Linked DNA regions of Homo sapiens: region 2 is linked to region 1. A link is a loop called in an ENCODE intact Hi-C map of the cell type or tissue named here. Cell type or tissue: dorsolateral prefrontal cortex. All regions are shown on one strand. Region 1 overlaps NALCN-AS1 (NALCN antisense RNA 1). Region 2 overlaps TMTC4 (transmembrane O-mannosyltransferase targeting cadherins 4).

Region 1 (2,500 bases):
TGGTATCAGCCTCATACTTGAGTATCCTATTGCCCTCTCCTAGGATTCTCTGCTTGAAGGGCTCATGTGACCACATTGGTATCCTCCAACCCCCCATGACCCAGGACAATCTCGCTATCTTCATGCCAACCGACTATTAATAGTAATGTCAATCGCATCTGTAAAATCCCTTTTGCCATGTAATGAAACATATCCACAGGCTCCAGGAATTAGAATGCGGACATCTTTGGGGGGCAATTCTGTCTACTCCGCCTCCCTCCCAGGATTCCCTTGTTGCCAAGCAGATCTGTCATCTCTGGTGCCCGGGCTGGGGCAAGCCCTCTGCACCCAGGTACACCTTATGCTGGAACTAAACCACGGAATCGGCCTCCAGCCTTCGTTCTTTACTGTGAAGCATCGTCCTGCCAGGGGCCCAGGTCTCCTTCCCACCTGAGCACCCATATCTCAGAAGCTGGTTTTTGGCCAGAAGGGAGGCAGTTGGCTTCCTCTCCAGGAGCCTGCCACAGGCTGGTGTTACACTGTAATTGCACAGCGCTCTAGGAACTGACTGCCATCCATCAATAGCCTCCTTCCAAGAGTACTGGCCTCTGCCATGCCCTGCTCCCAGAATCCAGTACCAACAATGGCCAGAATCATCCCCCCTCCTCCATTCTCCCCCGACTGCTGCCACCAAAGAGACTCTCTTTGCCAAAGCCAGCGGCAGGAGAGCAGGAACCATAGGAGGCTATGAAGCTGCAGGCTGCCTCTCTAAGCCACAAATCAAGACCAGTTAGTTTTTCTGTTAGAAATCCTGTAAATATTTCTGATCAAATCACATTTTTGTAATTTGTAGATGTTGGTTATGTGTTCTCCCAAATATTGCTTGTTTAAAAACATTTCTCCCTGAAAAGAAATATGTTCTAGCTCTCTTTTTTCTAAAGCCAGAAATATAAACAGCACCAAGAATTTATATACGAAAGATTTAATATTTCCCAACCTCCTCATCATTTCTACTCAGCTTTCAACTCCTACTCAATGCATTTTCCTAAGGGAGTCTAAGTTCTTACTAATTCACAAACATAGAATACTGACATAAAGAATCGCTGCAAAATCTGTAGTAAGGAAAAGAGAGAGGAAGGGCAAAGAAATCTGCCCACAGAGGTAAAACAACATGCTCCTTAACGCCATCTAGTGGGCGGCCAGATAATTCATCTATCTCCCCTACTTGGTCCTCCAGCCTCCCCACACCATGAGTGTTTCCGTACATACAGCCCACCCTGAAATTATGCATACACACGTGAGATCATTTGTATTAATTTATTCTATGACCCTTTTTTGTTAACTTCATAAGCATCAAGTTCATACATGAATCATAGTTCACAAACTCAGGAAACAGCACATCTCTTTATTTATATAAATTAATTTGATTTCTGATCCCAGTGCTAATAATACCAGGCTGGTAGAAAATCTAACCTCAATGACTTTCAGAGTTTCCGGATGTCTCCCTGAAGCTCTCGCACGGTTATGGAGGTCTGTGTGCACTGCTGCAGGTCTGTGACATGCCCCCTGGACTCGCATCAGTTTGCTAATTGCTGAGACATCCTCTTCCCCCTGCATGGCCCCAGCTGGGCCCCATTGCTGCCATGAGACTCCATCTCCCTAAATGAGCTGGACGGCCTTTGGATTCTTGGATTCTCCCCTGGGTCCGTCAGCATCTCCATGTGCTTCCAGGAAGCCATGACCAAGACTCCCTCTCCTCTAAGACCCTCAGACTTCCTGCTCTTGATTCACGTACCTCTCCCTCCTGCCCCTCTGCGGTATCAGATCTCCAAGCAGGACACCTCATCATTGAAGTGCCTCTCAGGGACCTACAGCCTTATCTCCTCAGTGGGTTTAGAATCAAGTCAGGCAGCCTCAAGCCTTCCTGGGGGCAAAGAATCTCGGGTCTATCTGCTTGAAGGAGGTGGATAAAGGGAGAAAATTGGGCCGAAAGCCCATAAATATCTCAACAGCCTATTTAGCCAATAGCAATGAAAATACATAGCCTTTCTCATGTATTTATGGACAATTATGCTCATGTCCAGCAGAGAAATCCTGAAGTATACGTGAGCCCTGCCAGAGTCAGTGATGCAAGTCTTTCTTAGAACCCTGAGCTGGCGGGAGGCTAACCTTAGCCACCAGCAGCCTTAGCATCGGCGGCCTCAGAGGACTAATTTCTCCCTTTGGAGGTGGGACAACATGTCTCCCTTCTGAAAAACAGTCCACAAGTTATTTTAGCACTAGTGTATCAGAATTTAAAAGGAGGCTCTTTAGGAATGCACCATGGTGTTTTTCAGCAACTTGCTGCAAGGTTGCCTTCCCAGCCTCCTGGGACAGAAGGAATTACTCTTCCCTTTGTTCCCACACAGTATGAAATTTGTAGGTGTTTTTAGCACTTCTTTTATTCTGCCTTCTCTATGTAGAAATAAATGAACACAACCCACACAAGAAAGGCAAAGGCTACTTATTCAGAGCTTGCTCC
Region 2 (2,500 bases), 76 kb after region 1:
ATGGGGGAAAATTAATCCATGTTACAGTCAAGTAAAAATACAAGATAATTCCGTTTTTCTAGGCAGAAATGTAAAATCAAGGAACTTGCTTTTGAAATTAAGAACAGAGACTGTTACATTGGGGAATGTATTATGTTTAGTTGAGAAGTACCAACACAAATTCTGAGAGTGAAAGAAGCCTACAAAAAACAAATTCAGGTAACAGTTTGGTGGGATGGGATGGGGTGGGGTGGAGGGTGTCCATTTGGTTTCTAGTGAGCTATGGAGCTGAGCGCCTGGTCAACTTGAAAACAATGGATGGAGCCCGGCCATGGCACCATCTCCTCGTGCTGGGTCTAGAGTGGCCGGCAGGGGCCAGGGGTCTCTTGCTCTGTTTATCTCTGGATGAGATCCCATGGTAATTAATCAGGTCGTTTATAATTAAAGGTTTTGTTTACAAATAAACTGCTAATAGGAGAAAATCCTAAAGGTAGTTTGACCCAGACTCAGGAACATGTGTCACGGGAAGAGAGGCTGTACCGAGACTGAGTGGACAAAGCCACCCATCTCTCATGACGTGGCGGAAGGCCCGGACTTCTCCGAGGCTCTGGCATGGACTTGTAAGCTGGACGCTGTGCTCTCTCGCTAAAGCTTGTGTCCCTTTCCCCAAACCATAGCCTAAAAGAATTCATCAATCTGTTAGTTTAGGGTTATTTCGGCCATAATTTTTTTTAGAGCTTTAGTGCCTGCCAATACTTATCTGCTGATGAGTGCTAGCAAATGCCCACATGAAACAATAAATACGTTAAGTGCTCAAATTGGAATTATGTGTAATTTAACAGGGTTTTGTTGTTGTTGTGGCTCCTTATTGTGATCTTTTGACATTAGATACATAGAAAGTAATTAATTTCTGCAAGTAAAATGATCCTTAGTTTGCTTGATGGATCTAAGCATACTGTTGTGTAATGGTATTCAGTAGAGGAAGCCTGACTTCCGGGCTCCATGCCTCCTGAACAACTTGGAGGATCGCTGCCCAAGGGCACAGCTAAGACCTGAAGTTTAGGGAGACAGGCTTGGGCTCAGCATTTAGAATAATCTAACAACCCAGAGTTTAATGAAACGGGCTGTGGTTTGAAAATTAATCCCCACCAGTGAAGTTACTCAAGTCGAGGCCAGGTGGCCCCCTGCTGGAAGCATCTTGGAAGGGATTCCAGCATTTCCATCCTTGCAGGAGAGATGATGCACAGCCTCTAAGAAGCAGTGTTGACACCTGCGGTTCCATGATTTGTCGGGAGCACAAAGCTTATTGCACCCCTTTTGATAGAGAGTAGATAGTCACTTCACTCACTGAACATATACTGCCCTTCCAGCGTCAGTCGGGCCTGCTGATTTAGTCAGAACAATTTTTAGTTGCTCCTATGAGCCAGGCATGGTGCCAGCCGTCCAGCCGTGAACAGGCTTACTCTCAAGAGGGTGCACCCTGCCTTTAGGGAGCATCAGAGCCACCTGGAAAGCTTGTTAAAGGCCGATTACTGGTTCCCATCCTCAATTTCTGATTCATCAGATCTCAGTGGGGCCTGAGTCTAATAAGATCCAGGTGCAGGTTCATGGACCACACACCCGTGAGTGGCACTGGTTTAGGGCAATGGTTCTCAAGTGGGAGTGATTTCCTACCCTCCCCACGCCCCTACTGACATCCGGCAATATCTGTGACATTTTTGATTGTCACCACTGAGGGGAGCGGTAGGGGGTGGTGCTACTGGCCTCTGATGAGTAGAAGCTGAGGGTACTGCTAAACATTCTGTGATTCACAGGGCAACCCCCCTCCAAAAAAAGTAAGTAGCCCACATGTGATGAGTGCCGAGGTGGACAGACCCTCGACTCGGGAATGACAGAAAATCAAGTGCTTGTGATAAACTCTGTGAGGAATATTGTGATAGACTGTGATCAGGGCAGTTTAGAGCACTACAGCTGGGCCTAACCTAATCTACGGGGGCAGTCAGTGAACAAGGCTCACCTCACAGCGGCAGTCAGGGACTTGGAGCGGTGCACGGGGCTCACCTGCTCACAGGGGCAGTCAGGGACATGGAGAGGTGCACGGGGCTCACCTGCTCACAGGGGCAGTCAGGGACATGGAGAGGTGAACCGGGCTTACCTGCTCACAGAGGGCTCACCTGCTCACAGGGGCAGTCAGGTGTGCATACAGCAGGGGTGTTTGCTCTCTTAACTGTGGAAGGAAACAAGTGAATTGCAGAGAGACCTGCCTGAGAGGGTGGGGTTTGGCTTTTCACAGCATAAGTGACATTTAACAGCTTTATTGATTGGGTAGGATTCTGCCAGGACTGTTCTGCCCCAAGGGAACTCAGTAAGCACACCCAGGTGAGAACCTGCAAGTGGGCAGTGGTGGTGGGCCTGGAGTGAGTGTATGCTGGGAGGGGCTGGAGAGGGTTCGCGGTGGCCACTTCAGCAAGGCCTTTAAAGCCACGGTCAGAAGAGGAACCATTATCCTGAAGGCAAAAGA

Evidence for each region. A loop is a pair of places that touch in the nucleus more often than their neighbours do. Peaks named below come from ENCODE experiments on the same cell type or tissue, not always from the same donor. Only the 100,000 strongest peaks of a DNase experiment are listed, where the experiment ranks them.
Region 2: it touches region 1 in a loop (3-fold over the local background); 1 of 110 quality-filtered maps calls a loop at or near these places.

What each region holds. Positions count from the first base shown.
Region 1 is chr13:100,720,773-100,723,272 of GRCh38, reverse strand. All of the region lies in intron 1 of NALCN-AS1 (NALCN antisense RNA 1), which reads right to left. Among named protein-coding and RNA genes, the nearest start is that of NALCN-AS1, 14 kb to the right of the region's middle. In dorsolateral prefrontal cortex, CTCF peaks have their summits at 969 and 1,171 (motif pointing left); a DNase peak (open chromatin) is centred at 1,192; H3K27ac peaks cover 798 bases.
Region 2 is chr13:100,645,144-100,647,643 of GRCh38, reverse strand. All of the region lies in intron 6 of TMTC4 (transmembrane O-mannosyltransferase targeting cadherins 4), which reads left to right. Among named protein-coding and RNA genes, the nearest start is that of TMTC4, 28 kb to the left of the region's middle. In dorsolateral prefrontal cortex, a CTCF peak has its summit at 1,159 (motif pointing left); DNase peaks (open chromatin) are centred at 553 and 1,163; H3K27ac peaks cover 2,500 bases.